Regions from separate parts of the Mus musculus genome. Here regions 1, 3 and 4 are each linked to region 2. Evidence: chromatin loops called from intact Hi-C (ENCODE). Cell type or tissue: heart. All regions are shown on one strand. Region 1 holds the start of Secisbp2l (SECIS binding protein 2-like). Region 2 holds the start of Fam227b (family with sequence similarity 227, member B). Region 3 holds the start of Fgf7 (fibroblast growth factor 7). Region 4 holds the start of Cops2 (COP9 signalosome subunit 2).

Region 1 (5,000 bases), 370 kb before region 2:
GGTCCTTCTAGAAGTCTGACCTGAATGCACTAAAGTTAAGACTAGAGTTAAGTTAGAGCACTGAAGCACTATACAGCAGCCTGTGAAACTCCCTCAGTGTCACGTCTATGCACATTATTTAAAAATTCCAAAGCACACCTGATTTCCTAAACAGAGACCCTGAATCGCTCTAAACAAATGAATCCATAACTCATTCCTCACATCCCTTTACACAAGCTTTATCATCACCATCTTCACCATCATCACTGAGAAAAGGGAGGCCATGGAGAAGCACTCGTAGAGCACCTGTTGTGTGAGAATAAAGACTGCAATTGAATCCTTAGCACCCAGGCAAAAAGCGAGATCACAAGTAGGACCTGGAATCCCAGCTCTTCCAGGCATCGAGGGGAAGATCTCTGAGATCTGCTGGCCACCCAGCCTAGCTGCTCAGTGAGTCCTGGGTTCAGTGAGACACCGTGCCTCAAAAAGTAAGGCAGAGAGCAGCGGAGGAGGCGATCCGCCCAACCTCGACCTCTGACCTCTATATTCACACCATGCACATTAACCTCCCCACACCTACCACACACACCACACACACACACAAATATCATACCAAGTAATAACTGTTTTTACAACAGCTAACTCTGACAGAACTTGTTTTGACTTAATAGTCTTTGTAAAAGAGAATACTCAAGAGGCTATTCCAGCTGTAAGATGGTTTCAGTCGTTAGTAGTTAGGATTATCCATCTAGCACTCTATTGCCAATGAACTGCTCCTTATAAACATATGTAAGGTTTATCTTTTTATAAAGAGCTTATGTAAAGAGTGGTTTATAAAACCTATGGCACGAAGGCCTTCAGACACAAACATTTAAAGTTACTCTTGTGCAGTCCTCCAAGGATTTATTACTTAGGCTAACTTGAAACACAACAAGTCTGTGTTGAGTACAATTATAAAAAACTGACTTATGCAAACTGCTAAGCACGACAACAGCTAATGCTGTAGGCATTTTCAGAAATTCTGAACATAAGCCAACAATGGTTTAAAAGGAAAAACCAAAACACTAGGGAGGGGATGGGAATTTGGCACATATCACAAATAGTTCTTGAGGGCCTTTACCTAACTAAGGCTGTTTTGTACTGACTGTAGGCCAAGCTGAGGCAAGAGGTACTGGAGGTTTAAACAAACAAACAAACAAACAAAAACCCTTCGTTATCAAATCCTTCTGCATGGCTTTTTTTCCCTAGCTCTCAGATTTCCAAGAATTTAAGTACATGGTGGAGTTTGTGGAATGACAGAAGAGGATACTCTCTAGATAATCTGCTACACTTGCTCTTAGGGTAATCACATGAGGAGTGCCATGCTAAATGTTACCATCTAACCAGGTAATTACATTTCCTCTAAGATGAAAGGAGACATAAGTGAGTATACATATGCATTAGTGCTTCCAGAGTGCCCAGGACGGACAAAAACATCCCACCCTTTCATTAGAGACACACGCGCAAGGAAATTTCCTTTTCCTTCGTCAAGGCTGGAAATCTCAGGTTCCTTTTTCAGAATTACTCTCAAAAACAATGTTTTAATAAATTCACTACATACTGTAACATAATACTCCGGGCCACAGTGAAGTGTGTATTTTCCAAGTGGTCCCACATCAATTTTCTCTTGGTAATTGGTGTTCTTTAATAAAAATAAACTTCTAATCTCTGGAAGATTTGCTTTCCTTTTTAAATCTGTGTGGTAAGGTCCTGTGGAAAGTGCTGAGAGAGGAGAAATCTTTCATAAGAGGTCTAGGATAGAATGGACAATACGACAAGAATCAACAACAGAAACGGCGAAGTGTTCAAAATTAGAAAGCTGTGTTTTGGCTTGAAAAGTGTGCGATTCAAAACCAAAACTGTCGTTAACTATGTATAAACAGAAACTTGGGAGATGGTATCTCATTTACTCGAGTTAATTAACTATTCGCAAAACTAACAGGCAAGTCACCAGTGTTCTCCTTTCAACTATGTGACTAACTGACCAAGGTCCTGGTAGAGGGAAATTGACAGCGAACAAAAATCACACTCAGTCAAATTAAGTCGTTTCCAGGGAAGCTGTAAAATACTGGGGAGGAGGAGGAAGCATGACACTATTCTTCTAAGTTATTTTTCACCCTGCCATTAGCCCTTCCTCCCAACTCTTCCAGAAAGAATTCGATGCAATCAAAACACTAACAGACCACTAATGGAACTACTGTGCGAATACGAATATGGACTCAACTTGAACTCTTGCTCCATTTTAAAAGAATAATTATTTGCAAAGTAACTAGACAGGAAAACAAGGGTAAACCACGGTAGTCTCTTCATAAAAGAAATACACTCCAGACTGCTGCAAGGGCAACGCTGTCGCCGCTGAGCTCCGCCGGTCCACCTCCCCCGGCCTTTCAGCTTCGGCGGCCTGCCGGCCCGGAGGCCCGAGAGCAGCCCGGGCGCTTGCGTACCTGCTCGGCCGGCGCTCGGTCCATGGCGCCGGCGACAGGCGCCGGCTCTAGTCGGTGTGCGCAGCGCCGCGGGCCGCTTTCTCCATGGCCCCCCGCTCGGTCCCGCCGGGCTCGGTCCACTCCGCACAGCCGGCCGGACGCCGACTCGGCTACGCCACTGGCTGGGGAGGCGGCTCCAGCTCAAGGCGGGGGAGGCGGCGGCCGCCCCGGGGAGGGATCATCTGGGACGGAAGCCGAGCGGGACCGAAAGGGCGGAGGCGCAGTAGGAAATGGAGATACGCAGGGGCGGGGATGGCCGAGGAGCGACGGGGGCGGGGGGAGGGGGGTGGCTAGCGGGCAGCCAAGGCCAGGGGCACTGCCTGGTTGGGTTACTCCTCCCACTCCCACCTAGGCAGGTTGGGCTGCCTGGAACTCAGGACGCATGTGTTCACTTTGCCGGGACCTCAGAGACTGCTCAGAAGGCAAAACCTACTCAGGATATTGGAAGAGCTTGTAGCTGCTCACTAGTCCTGTGATCCTGTCAGTACTCTAAAAGAATGAAAAGAACGAACAATCTTGCCCTTTGAAAATTGCACAAATAAATTGCATACACAGAGTAGCAGCCATAGGTAAGAAGCCCTGTTAAAAAATCTCCACAAATAATGATTAATTAATGTTATTGTCCCGGTTCCAGACTCACATCTAGCCTCAACTCCAGGCTGATTTTGCCCATTTCGAACCCTATTTTTACCCAAAACCTGCATAACTACCCAAGAAGAGATTATCTTCTCCTCTGCTTTCCCCATATGGTTAAGAATTGTTCCTTTTAATCTCCAGGTCATCAGCTCCTTAAAGACTAGAGTTTGCCTTGAAACTAAACCCTACTGGTAGATTCCCTCTGGGGAGTTAGACAGCCTCCAACACACACAAGCTCTCCACAAGAGTTCTGGCTTGATAACGTCGGTCAGCTGAATTATATATACTTCAGTGAAGAAAGAGAGTAGAGTTGGCTGCTGTTAGGGTCACTGGCCAGGGGATCTATGTCTGGAAAAGGGAAAAGGATATCTAAGAAATCTGCTTCGTCATCACGCTTTGGGAGATGTTCATAAAGCCTTTTCAGTTAATCCAAGTCTGTAAGGAGAGAGTGGTCTGTAAAGATCCTGGCTATGTTAGTGTGGAAGCTGTATTTCTGCCAGCTTAAATGAATGCATTTTGTCTACAGGACATATGAAGGCTGGTCTGCAAACCACATGATGGAGAAACACTTATGCCTGTACATGAGAGTTTCGTGCATTTGGTTTTGTTTTTCCACTGTATGCACACTTTTATTTCAGTTGCACATGCATTTGTGTTGAAAATGTGTGAGCTGTGTAATGTCAGATTCCTTAGAGTCTATTACAAACCCTTGCTCAGGATTCAATGGCTGCAGAAGAAATTTAAGGCTGATCCACAAAGCAAAGCTATTTATACAGGGCAGTTACATAAGCCACAGCGGCTCACCCTCCTTTCTGACAGCAAGATGAGATGAGCTGTGCCCCTACCGGTGGTCTTTAGCTGCAAGACACCCAGCCTGAGTTAAAAAGTCATTAATGCAGTACGGTATTTGAGGTTTTCCCCTTCTTTGAAGGATCTGTAAGAGGAAATGTAAATACAGAGTCTCTAAATATCGTTCCATATTGTATGATTTTTTGCGACTGAAATTGTTCTTGATGAGAATATTCTAAGTCCAATATTTAGGTAAAGTGTAAGAACTGTAGAAACAAGAAGTGTCACAGTGCCATATTAATGTAATGTAATCCTAAAAGGGAGAATGCTGTTGGCTATTAGAAGAAAATAATAAAAAAAAGAAGAGAATAATAAATCTATGGATAAAACAAAGAAATTTAAAGAACTATTTTACATGTGATACAAATGACTTCTTTCATTTAGCAACACATGTTAATATATTCACAGTGCTAAGTACAAGGCTAATCACTGGAAGGAAGTTCAGCAGTTAATGAGACATAGTAAGGGCAAAGGCCACATCTGTCCTGTGGGCAAGACACACACAGCAAGTAATTCCAAAGGAGATGTAATGTAGGTTCAGTAGGAATGGGGATTGAAGCTGGAGAAGGTAGACGTGAGAGAACAAGTTCCAAACAGATCAAGCAAGGAACGATCTGTAATGGAGATCAAGTAACGGAGACGAGGTCAGTGGGAGGAAGAAGACAAGAGCTGCCTGGGCTAGAGGCAAAGGCTAGCCTGAGATTTACCTCTTAGTTCCAAAACAAGAATAAAAGGGGGACAGGTTGCTAGGGAGAGAGCTCAGGAGTAGACTGCACACCTAGCATGCATAAGAATCTAGGTTCAACCCTTAGCAGGCACCAAAACACCATACACATACATACAGAGAGACACAGACAGACAGACAGACAGAGTCACACACATACATAGGAACAAGCTCTCTGAAGAATTTGGAAGTGCAAGATAAAAAGTCACTGGAAGAAACTGGCTTCCTAGAGACAGCCCACATGACAGAAGGAAAGATGCAATATGGCTAGAGTCATGTATACTCTAAGT
Region 2 (5,000 bases):
GACTCTCAGACTCCCAGCCTAAGCTGATGAGTCTGCTACTCTCCTGCCGCACTGTGAGGAAGATGAGGCATTACTCCAGGCATTACCATACTCCAGGACAGCCCTTACTCCCAAGAGTAGTTGTGCAACACAAATTGGACTGGATAAGGTTTTGTTGCTGTTTGTTTGTTTGTTTGTTTGTTTGTTTTTATGATAATGAAAACTTAAAGTTGAGGATGGAGAGGGTGTATCTGGGAGGAGTTAGGAAAGAAGGCGAATATGATCAAAATGCACTGTGTGAAATTCTCAAAGTAATTCAAGTCGTGAATGTATTAATAGGCACCCTGATAGTATGCTCAGTCTTTCCATTTGACTTACAAGAGAAAACAAAACAATCCATTATGCACTAGACCACATGGTTGTTTCAAACTACTGTACTTTGGAGTAATTAGTTACACAGACATAGCAACCTAGAACATTGGAACATAGGAATGCTTGCCATATCTATGCATATATGCACATATGTATATATGTACATACATGCAGCTGAAAGTTCTATTGGATAGTACTTTACTAAGTATAATGTACTAAGCCTAATGACTTTCTGCCATGAATAATTTCATTATTTAAAAAATATGGGATTTTGTTTTAGACAGTGTCTTCCCCAGTCTAGACTGGCCTGAAACTTACTATGTGTGCTAGGATAGTCTCAATCTCTTGATTCTCCTGGTTCCCCAATACAGATATGAGTTATCACTGCTGGCTCTAAAGTATAGTTTTGACTTAAGTTTTTATTGTTGTTTATAAATAAGTCAAGATGTGAAACGACATATCCTATGCAACACCCTGTCCAGTTGGAAATTCTTCCCTAGACTCCAACCACTCATCAGGATTTGGCTTCATGGACTCCCCCAGCCTCTTTTGAGGTTCCTAAAATTTGTCATAATGTTTCCTGTACTACCCATACTTAACATGTAAGCACTTCCAGGGCAAGGTGTAAAGATGACAATAACAAAGCCAAAAATTGAAAGGGCTAACAATTAAAAGTCAAATATCCCATTTTCTGATGTTCAGGCCCTCACTGTTTGATGCCTAACTGTGATGTTGTGCACAAATAACTAAAGCTTAATTCCTAAGGCAGGTAGACATGTCAATGTGGGTCTCAAAGTAGACTCTCAACTGTTTTAGCATTCAACATATATGAATACCATTCTGGTGGCTCTCACATTGCGTCTCAAAAGGTTAGTAACTTCTTTTTCTGTTTTGATAAGTGAAGGTATAGTGGACTGGCTGACATTTAGAATGACTTTTGTTCTGCATGCCTCTCTTTATTAAAACATTTTTGCTTAAAGTCTAAATTCAAATATCCATGGTCTAATTTCTACCTCACTCTCACTAGTTCTGAAATTCCTTTTCTGTATCCAAATCAGGAATACCAGTTTGGCTCGAGTTGAGGTCTCCAAAACATTAAGGGACCTATTCAGTCTGCTAAGAGTGACAGAAGGGATTCTCCTCTCCTCCTCTCCTCTCCCCTCCCCTCCCCTCCCCTCTCCTCTCCTCTCCCCTCCCCTCTCCTCCTCTCTCTTCCCTTCCCTTCCCCTTCTTCCTTCCCCTTCCCTTCCCTTCTCTTCTCTTCCTCTCCTCTTCTCTCTCTCTCTCTCCTCCTCCTCCTCCTCCTCCTCCTCCTCCTTCTTCTTCTTCTTCCTCTCTGTGTCTCTCTGTCTGTCTGTCTCTGTCTCTCCTATTCAAGTAGAAGCTACCACTCATGACCAGGCTGGAAATGGGCCTTTCTCCTACTTACAGGTGTGATCCTGGGAATTCATGTTAACCATTGTCTATTTTTCTGTTAAAACTTTTATATAAATTCTGGTGTGGTAAATATCAGTGTCCTGGCTTGTCATTCGTGATTACACACAAGGCTGTTCTTTTTCTCCCATTGGTTAATTTCATAATTCTCCACTCATTAAACAAATTGCTTGATATATGACAGTTTTGTTTCTAATTTAACAACTATTGTTTAGGTTTCTTTGAGGTGGAGCATAGAAAAATAATTTAATCACTTATCCACATATATTAGACTTTAAAAAAAAATAAAAGAAAAATACAGTAGGTGTCAACTCTGCGTGTTGTAAGCAAAGCACAAAATGCATAAACGGTTTTCCTAAGAAGTCTATCAAGCTTGAACTACCAACCACCTAAAGCTACAAGTCTGAGATCTCGTAAATATAGTATTTGGGGAGGTAAAGCGGTGTTACTAGCTCCTCACTAACTCACAGAAACTACTTTCGAAAAGGCTGTTCCGGAACACGTCCCCAGTTGCGCTGGGGGCCCACAACGGGCGGCACAGCAGGAAGCTGACGGTTCCTTTGGAACAGGTCACCCGGGAAGCGAAGGCGGGACTTCCGAACCAGTTCCTCCTGCTCGCCCACGGGATTCTCCCTCTGAGCATGCGCCGTGGTCAGCTTCCCCGTGGCCCTGGCAACCGCCAGGCCCCGCCCTCCGGTGTTCTGCGGAAAGCGCTCCGGGGGGGAGCGCGTGGAGCGGAGGCGGTACGGACCGAGAGTTGAGCGTGGTGCAGGTCGGCATCCCCTCGGGTCGGGTGGCTCGGGCCGGACGCCGGCCAGGCCCAGCGGAGGTCTCACTGCGGGCTAGTGCTGCGTGTGGCGTGCCCGTGGGGGCAAGACTTGAGTGGTCTGGGGCCTAAATGAAGCCTTATTAGGCTTCCCGAGTCGGCGTTGCTCACTCCTGGCAAGGCCAGCTCCCTGTGAGCACCGATCTGTAATTCAGGCTTTGGCGTGGTTTCGGCATGGTCGCGGGAAAAGGAAACCAGATGTGTGCTGTTACCGTCAGCCGATAAGCAGACGCGTTTCTTGTGTGTCTATTTCTTGGGAATGTGAGACAAGTATAGTAACACTTTGCGTTGCTAGTTCCACGAGGTTGGGTAAGGATGAAGAGCCCAAGATTGCAGCATTTCAGGGCTGTTTATGATTGAACTCCAAATGCAAAAATTTCCAAGACATTTCGCCTGTCATATAATGTGTTCTGTGGGAAGGGAGTCAAGTTCTGTGTTTAAAAAATGGCGGTGGTATCTTGGATGTTTAAAAAAAAGGGGGGGGGGGGCGAGAGGGATATTGTACCTCATCAAATTATACGATCAGTTCTTAGTACTTCACAAGCAAATATTGAAAACAGTCTTATCTGGTCCTGAATTTGTCCACAATTCAAAATAGGAGAAATTTAAAGAATATTCCCTTGGGAGGCAAATCAGCTTAGTGTGTTGGAAAAAGTAGCCTTGTTCCGCCGATCTGTGTAGTGCCCCAAAGTTGAGTAGAAAGATAAGTCCTGGATGCCTTCTACAGAGTGGTTTCAATTTAGTTGATAAGTATTTGAATCTATCTAAAAAAAATCAAGAATAGGTAAATCGGAAAGAGTTGTACTTTTGCCTCATTGAAAAGTGCCTCCAAATGAATATGTTTGTCCATATCAAATATGTGGACCCAGGGATAAGTAGTCAGAAGTGTAAAAGATTGTCTTTGTGTGAGTTTATAACTGAGTTAGAATCTGACTTTGAGCCTAAAAATAGATGTTATGTGCAAAGCAGACAGGATGAAACTGCATAAGTATCATTATTTTTAGAGAAATTGAGTGGAAAAAAAAGTTTTTCAGCCCAATTTGCAGAGTAGACCATCAGGATGCTAGTTATTTGCCCTAGGAACCGCCCTTGTTTTCTAATTCTTTACAACTCTCCCCCACCCAACTCCAGCTGCATCGCCCTGCACGTATTTGATGTTAAGTATAGGTATACTTACATGCATCTATGTCCTTGTTGTCATTGATTGTTATTATATACTACTGGAGACAATGTCAGAATCCACAGGCTGACAATTCAGTCACAAAATTGTCCCAGCCTCTTCCAAGTCACACACTGAACCATCAGAATTCCCTTCCAACTAGCTACAAGCTGAGAGTCCTTCATCCCCTCTTCAAATGCATTTGATTTGCTTGTGTGGCCCACAGATCTCAGGGGACACTATGCTTGCATTTGATGGTTATTATAAAGGCGATTTTAACAGATTTAAACATACAGGCAGGTGGAGTAGGTAAGGGACTAGAGCACAGGTGCTTCCTCCCTGTGCAGCCGAGGTGGGCTTCCTTACAGTGAGCGGATGCCCTTGCATCATCAACTGTCCAGAAGCTACCGGAAGTCCTGATGGGGTTTTAGAGAGGGTTTTATAGGCTTACTTGCTAACCGAGTGAAAGGAAATCCTCAGGGCCTGTCAGGTTCTTTGGCTTTCCTCCCTCCAAGGGAGGAAATAAGGCAGAATCCGGTATTCATCTACTGTTATACTGGGACAATTTAAGTTGAACTTTCTATTACCCCTCCTCAGAAAGGAGTTTTAAGTCAGAAATCCAGGGAAAAAAGAAAAGTGTGTGTGTGTGTGTGTGTGTATTCACAATACCCAACTGATTTTACTCATACCATTATAGACTTTTATGTTTTATTTAGATTTATCATGAGTGTTGGTGTCATAGGATGCCAATTCAATTTATATAGTTGAACGTATTTCTGTACAATAGTAACAGAAAGTCTTGTATTATTAATATTTTAAATCAAAATTACTATATTTGGGACAAAATGGGTACTATCAGAATGGATTGTCAATGTCTAAATTTTATATGTGAAATCATTTTAATATAGACATTTCCATTTTTTAATGAAAGAGTAACTGAAATTGCTTTTTTGAGTTGGTTTTTAATTTTGTATTTTCAAGCATATCAATTTAGTGGGTTTTGAACTTATTAATATCTGTTGATAAGTACTAAAGCTAACTGTAACATACTGGGCAATTTTATTTGTAATGACAGTACAATGTTGACATTTCATTCCTTCTCATTTTAATTTTTGCAGTGTACCTATGATACATGCTTTAGAAACAGAATATTTTGGTTCAAAGGGAAAATGGCTCTCAGTCCATCTGTAGTTCCTCAAGAAAGTAAAGAAGATAATGCAAACTGTGTAG
Region 3 (5,000 bases), 120 kb before region 2:
TAAAAAGCAACATGTATAACTCTCTCTCTCTCTCTCTCTCTCTCTCTCTCTCTCTCTCTCTCGTGTGTGTGATAATACTTCTTTGTATGTAAAAGAACAGGGTATAAAATTCTCCTGTATATATGTGTATAGCTTTTGTGTTTAAGCATGGTAAAAATGTAAACTGAAATATAAAATTCCATAAGTCAAAGTTTCTATCATTTGTCTCTCCACAGAATGAAGGCTGTGATGAAGACTGGTTAGGAAAAGCTAGGAAGTTCATATAGCAACTGACTGCATCAAAGAAGTTCTATGAGTTTTTCAATGATTTTCAATGCAAATTTATTTTAAATATCTTTATTTTTGTATTTGAAATACAAATTCCCAAACACGAGGGGCAAGGGCGACACACTTCTTCTTTTTGAGATACGCTTCTATTTGAAGCTTTTCAGGTGACAACATTAATCTTTAAAAGTCAATAGATGTAGATCCTTTTCTTATGGATTTACAATGCACAAGGTGGAGATATTTTCAACTAAGGATGAAGCTACCGTTATCTGGAAAGAGCACAGAGCAGGGAACTCTGCTGCTCTCTTCTGTATGTGCTTTACAGTAAGGACAGAGGATGTCTGCCACTGGGTAACTCACAAGGACAAAGAGAGCAGCTGTCCTACAGATAGCTGAACCGCTAGCCTAATGAGAACCATTGCTAACAAGTAAGGGTCTCAAGGACAGGAATGAAATTCCCCACCCCGTCTTGGTCCCATCACTGGAAAGTAATCAATAACTTCGAAAGGAATTTAAACTGATACAATTTCCTGCCTGACTGTAACCTGCTCAGTGACATTCCTCAGAGAGTCATTTTATACCTTGGCTCCAACATTGCGAACACTCCCTCCCCTGCACATTGTAAAGAGACTGGGCATTCTGTAGTGTGCACTGAGAACTGACTGCATAACCTCCATTTCTCTATGGAACGTCAACTCGTAAGAATTCTGAATCTGCTCATTACTAATGTCCCCGCCCCCGGATGGTGGGATATCACTAAGAACATCATCATACCTTCTGTCCTTTCCTATTCCTCCCTGGGAGAAAAATCATGGGATGTTCTGAACTCTCTGGCTTTAAATAGATACAGTTATAGAACAGCACACCCTCCTCTGCTTTGAAAGCCTAGTGCTTTAATATTTCATGAATCGAAGACAACTGTGTATGTTTGAAATATGGGGTGCTGTTGACTCTGCCCTCTGTAAGCACAATGGGAAAGGGAAGAACAATCACATCCAAATGATTCAATTTTGGGTCTCTGTCTCTATTTGGTCTACCTGCACCACCTGGTGGTAGTGTATGTTAAGTGCGAAGTTGTGTGTGTGTCTCTCTCTCTCTCTCTCTGTGTGTGTGTGTGTGTTTTGCAGGTACAAGGAAAAGAGAATTTTAATGTATGTATTCTTAAATATTCATTTAGGGTGGTGATACGATGGCTCCATACTAAGTGTAAGATACAGACAGTCACAGTCTTGCTCAGTACAGGATAGGCACAAGCTCAGGCTGGAAAGCAAAAGGACTCTCTTGTATCCATTAGCTATTGGCCTTATTATTCCTGGAATTATCAGTTATTTTTTATGCTATTGCTCTCAGGAAGGCACAAGTCAAATACTAAGGTGAAACCATTTTTCTAAAAGAATGATAGTTTTGCAAATTATGTGTCCTTTGCTTCTGTGTGTCATCCTTTGAAATAAATCACAAGACAGGATGTTAAAACGGCAGCACACCCTAGCCTGATTAGACGTGGCCATTGATTTGATACCTGAAGCAGCAGCTGAGCCATGGGGAAGTAAGGGATGGAGCCAAGGCCACACTGTTTGTTAGAATCCCAGTCCGGTAAGAAACTAGGTCTTCTCAGCCTAAAGACTCACACCCAATTGTGCAAGATCTGTGAAAAGATGTGTCCTTGCCTAGGGATACCTGCTTTCAGGCCCTGAGCCTTGGGTTGCTCTAGTGCTCTGAATTTGAAGGACTAAAAACATACCCTCACTTACCAACCTCCTCCGTGCCAATGTATTGTAAAGATCATCTAACATTTAAGAAGCCCTTATATATGTTGTAGGGACATATGTTTTTCACAGACTGTACAGCTTCTGTGTTTAAAAGGTCTAACATTTTCCTTTCTCTTTGTAACGGCTTGGGAATCAGAGGTCTGTTTCCACAGCGTGAATGCCCACTTGTGGATTTAAGCCGAAGCCGTGTCCACAGCTCCCCCTTACGACCACTCAACAGTGTACAAGCCTCCTAATTCTGCTGTTTTAGACAACGAACAGCTCACTGGTTAAGTTTTAATTGCTTCCAATGAGGTCAGCAAAGGTATTTATTGAAAATCTCTGAATAAAAGGCTCCACGCACTCACACAAGCGCACGCGCTCACACACGGAGAAAATCCTTTTGCCTGTTGATTTATGGAAACAATTATGATTCTGCTGGGGGATTTCTCAGCTGAGAAATAGTTTGTAGCTACAGTAGAGAGGCTCAAGTTGCACGAGGCAGACAGCAGACACGGAACTCTTGTGTACCCAGCTGTTCCAAACAGAACAAGTAAGTTACTGTTATTTGTCTTTAAAACAATGCTCTTTTCTGAAAGATTTTCTCTTTCTGTGGTTATTGTCCTGGGGTGGGGTCAGGGGGGAAAGACTTTTGAGCTGTGAAAATATCTACAGAAATTGTGCTGTAGTACGGACGGATGGAAGGAGACTCTTGAGGTTCTCCAGGGCAATCCTGACACTTAACTTGAAAAATCTGGGTAGTTTAAGGGAAAATAATTATAAAGCACAAATGTAAAAGCATAGACTAATGAATTCCAGGGAATTCAACTTCAACTTTGTCGATAGAGGCTGTAAAACTTGATTTAACTCAATAGCTGTGAGTACACAGTGTTTCCTGACAAGATAGCAACTGGAATGAATGGTGTGGTTTTCTTGTGGTGTCTCCTCACTAACGCATAGCGCTTCTGAATCTATGTGCAGAGTGGCAGAGATGCTCACGTCCTCTGTGGGAGCTGTTTTAAACGTGCTTTCAACATTTAACTACACTGACATGTTAGACTATCTAACTACTGAAATTTATACATACAATTTTTTTTATCTCCCTCTCCTCTCCCCCTCCCCATTCCTAATCTCTCTCTTCGAGCAGAAGTCAAGGAGCAACCGCACTGCAGCAACTGGCCTTGTCACGACCTGTTTCTATAAGGATATACCTATCAGCTGTGTTCCTGAAGGAGGAATCGTGTTATTGGTATCAGAAGCTAAAAGATAAGGTTAACAGTTTGGAAAGAGCGACGACTTTTTCTCTCATCAATCTCCAGTTCACAAATAGGAGGAGGCCCATGACCTAGGAGTAGCAATCAACGCAAGATTCAATTCTCATTATGTTATTCATGAACACCCGGGGCACTACACTATAATGCGCAAATGGATACTGACACGGATCCTGCCAACTCTGCTCTACAGATCATGCTTCCACCTCGTCTGTCTAGTGGGCACTATATCTCTAGCTTGCAATGACATGAGTCCGGAGCAAACGGCTACGAGTGTGAACTGTTCCAGCCCCGAGCGACACACCAGAAGTTATGACTACATGGAAGGAGGGGATATAAGGGTGAGAAGACTGTTCTGTCGCACCCAGTGGTACCTGAGGATTGACAAACGAGGCAAAGTGAAAGGGACCCAGGAGATGAAGAACAGCTACAGTAAGTGATGCCTTTATCACAGCCCTGCTTAGCTCTTTAAGGTTTGTCTAAGGTTCACTTTCCAGTGCTGTGTTCTCCTTTCCTATGGGGGCAAAAAAAAAAAATCAGTGTCATATATCAAGTCCTAATTTTTCTACCTTGGGATTTCTGCACTAACTCCCTAAAATATCTCTGGTAATAGGGCAAGTGTCCTCACCTTATGGTTGGAACTGATATAGTTGGAAAATACTCTGTGGCTTAAATCCAAACTACTGGTTAGTAAGAAACCATGTCAGTGAGCACGCATGCTCATGTGTGATTGTTTCCCTAGCAAAGCTCAGCAGCGGTGTGCATAGAGCTCTCAGTAGGTGTTCACCAAACTACCAGCCAGGAGTTTAAGGAGCAGAGGATGTATCTGTCTTTATTAGTGGTGTTGCTTTTGAAAGGACTCTGCCATGGTACTAACCGGTTAAGAATCTACTTCCTGAGCACCAAAAACTGTGTGCTTCTAAAACAGAAGGGAGTCGGTGATGCCCTGGAACATCTTTAAAAGTCTAATGAGTTTGTTTTAGATTCCTTAACTCCCCACCCACAGGTAACAGACCTTTTTTAGCAGTTTCTTTATCAAGAGTCTGTCATGTTAAGTCTCTTGCTAATTTAAGAGGAACATAACCTTGAGGAAGCAGAGCTGAGTTGGAAGGCAGGTTGGGTCGGGGACCTTCACCTGGAGCACCCCACTTTCCTTAGACCCAGTTGTTTTTTTACCTTAAAATGCCAGGGCTTGGGTTTTCATTTGATGGTTACAGTTAGTAACTAATCTCAGTAGTATTAAATGCAATGGCATAAAACACACACTCAACATTTACCTTAGGTATTTAAAACCCACACGTGGAAATAGATTTCTTAGCACTAATAACACATGGGTGGCGTTGACACTGTATGTTTGATAGTACGTGTGGCAGTATAGTTTGAGAAGGATACATGGAGACAATAGTGTAGCTGGGTGTCTGTGACAGGGCCACCCCAAGTAGTTCCTATCTATTCCTGAAATATCTTTTTGGCTCTAAACTCACTGACCAAAAAATAAGAGTTTGGTGACTCTTTCCAAAATGAAAATGAGGGACCTTCATTTCAGCCATAACTCATACAAACTGAGCAAGGAAACATGCCTTCTGGAGGACTGATTCCATGGGACCCAGCTCAGCAGTGGCCACTGGAGGAGGATTTGCTGACCGTCCCTTCTATGTGGCCTTTTCATTTGATTTGAAAATCATCGAGCCTTATTGTAGATAACAGAATCATG
Region 4 (5,000 bases), 290 kb before region 2:
ACACAAAAAAGCAAAATTTGGGGGCATTAAAATATACTCAAGACAGAACTTTAATTTTCAGGGTGTATTCTTGCCACCTCTTTCCACTAGACTAGGCAAATACAAAAGGTGGCTTAGGGCATTAAAACATGAGTGGGCCACAGATAAAGATATGCTGAGTGTCACTGAGGTCAGAAATGCCCCACAGTGCTATTAACATTTTAATCAATCAATTAACTAAAACGGAATCATGAAGTTCAGCCTCCAACTCATTATGTGGCCAAGAATGGCCTTGAGCTTCTGATGCTTCGTCCTCTCTCGACCTGAAGTGATACAGGACGCTGCCACATCCAGTTCTTCAGTGCTAAAGACCGAGCCCAGGGCTTTTGGAATGTGAGGCCAGCACTCTACCAAGTGAATGAGCCCCACCTCTCATGCAATATTTTAAATGAAGTGATAACTAAACGTCTAACAACCACATTTAAAAAAAAAAAAAAACAGAACAAAACAAAAACACTAGCGTGGCCTGGTATTCCAGGCCTATTATCCTTACTATTCTAGAAGTTCAGGGCAGCCTGGGCAAAAAGTAAAGTTTCAAAAGGTAAAAAGAATGAGAAACCTCCTTAAAACAGGATGTCAACCTTGTAGACTTTCTATAAAAAGAAACAGATAAAGATCCAGGCAAAATAATTACTCAAATAAAAGAAACCCATCTCTAGCAGCTATGGAATGACAGCCACCCTCATCCTTTCAAACACGCAGGACATGGGCATCAGTTACCAGAAAGACATCACGTGCCAAAAATTTTAACTGTTAGTAAAAGAGATATAACACCTTTCACTACTTGACATATAGCTGGGAATCTAGAATAGTATCTACATGAAAAATGGATGAGAAGAGCTATTTAATTTCACATAATGCCCAGAGAAGAAAATAAAAATTTCATTAGTTTTGCAACAGTAAAATCTTAACTCTAAGTTTTTTTTTTTTTTAAAGCTGAAACAACTGCATATTCAACTTTATTTAGGATACATTTAGTATAGACATAAAAATGCTGGGAAAGCAGTCATGTTCAAACACTGTATGTCTAATTAGAAAGCTTCCAAAGCAGGGTGTGCTGATGCATGCCTTTACTCCCAACACCTAGGAAACACACTGAGCGCCAAACCAGCCTTGGCTACACAGTGAGACCCTGCCTCAAAACAAAGCAACAAACGTCCACAAATGAGTAAAGTCTAACAGAATATTTCAAAGATTCTCATTTTCATTCCTACACTGTACTTTTAAGTTAATCCCAGTGCTAATATTCATTTATCTAAAAGTTCATGTATTTCATAGACTATTAGGAAAGGAGGTAAGTGAAAATTTTAAAAACACTACCAGCTAAAATTACAAACATTCAAAAGAAATATCTGACAATTTAAAAACTACTTGTAATGGAAACAAAAGCAAAACAAGAGTTTAGTATCTGTTTACAACTACCTTGTGATTGAATAAATAACAAAATTCTGTATTGAAATCACCAAGCATCTACTATGACTCTCCAGTCACAGCACTTCCTTCTGCAAAATATGTCTTTCTGTAAAATGAAAACCTTTTTTAAAAATTGCAAATGATTTACAGATTCATCTATACAAAGATGTTACACCATTACCTCAAAATAAAAATATTAATGCTTTGAGAATGTGACACTTAAAAGAAAAGAGGGCCTGGAGAGATGGCTCAGAGGTTGAGAGCACTGACTGCTCTTCCAGAGGTCCTGAGTTCAATTCCCAGCAACCACATGTGGCTCACAATCATCTGTAATGGGATCTGGTGCCCTCTTCTGGTGTGCCTGAAGACAGTGTACTCATATACATAAAATAAATAAACCTCAAAATTAAAAAAAGAAAAGAAAAGAAAAGAAAAAAGACGACCCAGACTTCTCCAAGCATGTACACCACAGCTTGCACTATCATCGGATTTTTCTAAAAACCGAACAATTGCTTCCCAATTAAGAAACAAAACTGACACTAATTTTGGGATCAAGATAATTTTCTTAGTTCTTACACAGGCATGCGTTTTGGACTATCAACATAAATCATGGGGTACAGTTTAAAACCTGTAAATCCATTCACAATTAAACCTTAAATGGAAAAGAAATCACCAATCAAACTAGGCAAGTTTGTTTACTTTTATGCCATTGATGATTCAAACACGGATGCTGGGAAATTTCTTAAATCAAGGAAAAAGATCATTGGTTCCAATTCCCTTAACCCCTACCTTTCCCCAGTCCAACCAAACAAAAAGCAAATCTTTCTTCGGAGCTTGTCATGTTTTAGAGGACGGGACGAGTCGTTTAACTACTCCTCCTACTCTTGCTCTGAGCCTTAACCTGGGACCCAAACTGACCCTGGGCGAGACTCTTAGGCTGTTTTGGGGGAGACTCCCGAGTTTCGCAGTCAGGTCTGGGAGCAGGATGGACCACCCCCCTCTTCCAGTTTTCACTCTTCCAGCATCTGGCACCGGCTCAGGTCCAGAGTGGAGAAGAGATGGGCCCCCTAGGGCCCAGACCTAAGCGCCGGGCCGTGGAGGCTCGGTGGCGGGCAGAGAGGCGCCGAGAACCGGCCGCGGCCAGTCACCCGCGCTATCCCTGGGCCCAGCGTCCAGGGCGGCCCCGCCGCCTCTCTCCCTCTCTTCCCAGGCCCCACAGGCCCGCGACGCCAGGCGAGGAGGGAAACCTGTCCCTGGGCAGGGCGGAACCGGGCCGACGAGCCCCGGGAGGGAGCTGCAGCCTCTCGGCCTTGGCACCACCGCCACATCCCACTTCCAGCCCCCGCCCGCTCCCTGCGCCTCACCAGGTCGTAGTCCTCCTCATCATCGCACATGAAATCATCCTCCATGTCAGACATCTTGGCCGGAGGGGGGAGGGGGAGAGGAGAAATTAGAGACAGCCTCCTCCCACAGTGCTCCGCGGCCCAGAAGCGTCACTCCCGAGTCTCCTCGTCTTCCGGTCTCTCCAGGAGAAGATAAAGCTCATTCCGGAACTAAAGCGCTCGACCCTGAGATGATTTACTACGGCTCCCAAAGGGAGGGCACAGCCGGCTCTTCCTGAGCGACAGTTTGTGTCTTAGCAACTAAGCGTAGCAACTACGAAATCGGGCGTTGCGGGTCCTATCTGAGGGGCTTCGAAAACCTTCTAGCTGTATCCAGCGTCCTAGGTGAGGGAACTGTCTCCTTCCTTGCCTGGGACTCTGGAACCGTCTGTTTCTAATGAAACATGCCCGACCTATCTGAAAGGTAGCGTGCCTCTACCATTGTTATCTATGTGTTTTCTTTCAACACCCTGTAGTGGTGTTTTTACAGTGGTGTATTTACAGCAACACAATTGTCTAGTAAAGTTATGTTTGTAGTTAACAAAAACAGTTCTGTGGATATCCCGGTTTGGATATGCACTAATCAATTGTTCAATTATTTAATGAATCACAAACGTGCATTAACTGCTTTTAGGATGAAATGAAAGTAACAGTTGGTGACAGATTTTTTAAAAATGCATTGTCGCAGAAAACCATTAGAGTTCAGAGTGAAGAAAAATGTGGAAATAAGGCAATCCCCCTTTTTGGAGAAACCTTCCAAATTCTGTACACAAATGCTATAAAGTTATAAAGTAGATATAGGTTAGAATTTAGGCCCAATTGTTATCTATACAGATGAATTAAACATGCCCAAATTACCAAAGGTAAAAACAAAAAAACAAAACCAAATCAAACAAAATTACCTGATTTTATCTTCATCATGCACAGCTGATGTTGAGCACAGTTCAGCATTAACATTCACACCTTCGGGTTGAATCCTTACAGACCCCGCTTGGCTGTGCTCCAGTGACTTCTGAAGTTGTACCTGATGTCATTACCAGCTTTTCTCTGAATCCACTGGAGAACAGGATACTTTTGGTTTTGTTTCTAAGCCAGAAATTGCTTGGTTCTAAAAATCTTGTCAGAAGACGTTAAGGTCAACGATTGTATTATTTTTATATTGAAAACACTGTGAACACAATTTATAGCTGTACATTCAGAATGTTAAAAAATAAGTCTTCAAACGATTTTGCATTGTATATCATTAACATTGATTTTTTTTTCTTTTTTTATGTTTTGAGCTGGGGGAAGAACTTAGCCTTGTGTGTGTTAGGTAAATGTTCTATTGCTGGGCTATCCCTCTAGCCTAACACCTAATTGTTACTTAGGAAAATATTAGAAGAAGGAATTTCAGATGGCTTAAAGAAGTAACCATTCAAGGAAACATCATTTTGGTCACAGTTTTCTAGCAATAATATCACCTTTCTTATAACCACACAGTTTTACTAATAGCCTTTTCTATCAACACTTTATCACAAGAAATTTTAAACTTAAATACATAATAAAGGATAGCATCATGGACACAAGTATACCAACTCTCAGCTTTAATGTTCTGTATTCCCTGGGTCAACTTAAAGATACATATAAAGCAACATATGTGCAGCTATGTGTATTTCCTAAAATCGAAGACATTTACCTGTGCAAGCATAGCATTATCATTACATATTAGACGGACAATTCCCCTGAAGCTATTTAACTTCAAATCCTTGTTCAAAACTCCTCTACTGAATATAAAAGTTTAGTTTTGGAATGGCTTTTAATGATATCATCTTAGAACTCAAAACTCCAAAAATACTGCATGAATCTGTACATGTAATTTTAAAACAAAGCAAAGCCTTCCAATAAGTATGATGACTGTCACCATGCCAGTTTATTGGGACAGATCAGACTTAGGTCCTGGTGCTAGTAACTAATAGTACTCACCATTCTTAGGACTTAAGGTAATAAATCACAGTTACCCTACCCATGTTTATAGTTTTTCCAAAGAACATAGCAAATCATAAGGGGGTTGAGTTTTATTCATGTGTAATTTCTTAAATACAAAATTTCAAGGGTATGATTATTTACCATGCCAGTTGTTCACATATGTAAAATGGCATGCTGATTTACTGCGAATTTATTTACATA

Evidence for each region. Peaks named below come from ENCODE experiments on the same cell type or tissue, not always from the same donor. Only the 100,000 strongest peaks of a DNase experiment are listed, where the experiment ranks them.
Region 1: it touches region 2 in a loop (4-fold over the local background); 4 of 42 quality-filtered maps call a loop at or near these places.
Region 3: it touches region 2 in a loop (1.9-fold over the local background); 2 of 42 quality-filtered maps call a loop at or near these places.
Region 4: it touches region 2 in a loop (4-fold over the local background); 11 of 42 quality-filtered maps call a loop at or near these places.

What each region holds. Positions count from the first base shown.
Region 1 is chr2:125,780,137-125,785,136 of GRCm38, forward strand. It overlaps Secisbp2l (SECIS binding protein 2-like), which reads right to left and starts at 2,734. Exons shown (of 18, transcript NM_177608.3): 1 at 2,463-2,734. The coding sequence starts at 2,486. In heart, no CTCF peak of the experiment used is centred here; a DNase peak (open chromatin) is centred at 2,675; H3K4me3 peaks cover 1,855 bases; H3K27ac peaks cover 1,513 bases.
Region 2 is chr2:126,149,658-126,154,657 of GRCm38, forward strand. It overlaps Fam227b (family with sequence similarity 227, member B), which reads right to left and starts at 2,347. Exons shown (of 17, transcript NM_029455.3): 1 at 2,254-2,347. It overlaps Dtwd1 (DTW domain containing 1), which reads left to right and starts at 2,484. Exons shown (of 5, transcript NM_026981.2): 1 at 2,484-2,557; 2 at 4,889-5,000. The coding sequence starts at 4,940. In heart, no CTCF peak of the experiment used is centred here; a DNase peak (open chromatin) is centred at 2,444; H3K4me3 peaks cover 1,879 bases; H3K27ac peaks cover 2,288 bases.
Region 3 is chr2:126,032,283-126,037,282 of GRCm38, forward strand. The region is part of intron 11 of Fam227b (family with sequence similarity 227, member B); the gene reads right to left. It overlaps Fgf7 (fibroblast growth factor 7), which reads left to right and starts at 2,376. Exons shown (of 4, transcript NM_008008.4): 1 at 2,376-2,568; 2 at 3,163-3,718. The coding sequence starts at 3,433. In heart, CTCF peaks have their summits at 1,299 (motif pointing left) and 2,235; no DNase peak of the experiment used is centred here; H3K27ac peaks cover 258 bases.
Region 4 is chr2:125,856,120-125,861,119 of GRCm38, forward strand. It overlaps Cops2 (COP9 signalosome subunit 2), which reads right to left and starts at 2,963. Exons shown (of 13, transcript NM_009939.3): 1 at 2,817-2,963. The coding sequence starts at 2,870. It also overlaps a transcript of Galk2 not described here. In heart, a CTCF peak has its summit at 1,804 (motif pointing left); a DNase peak (open chromatin) is centred at 2,942; H3K4me3 peaks cover 2,229 bases; H3K27ac peaks cover 1,436 bases.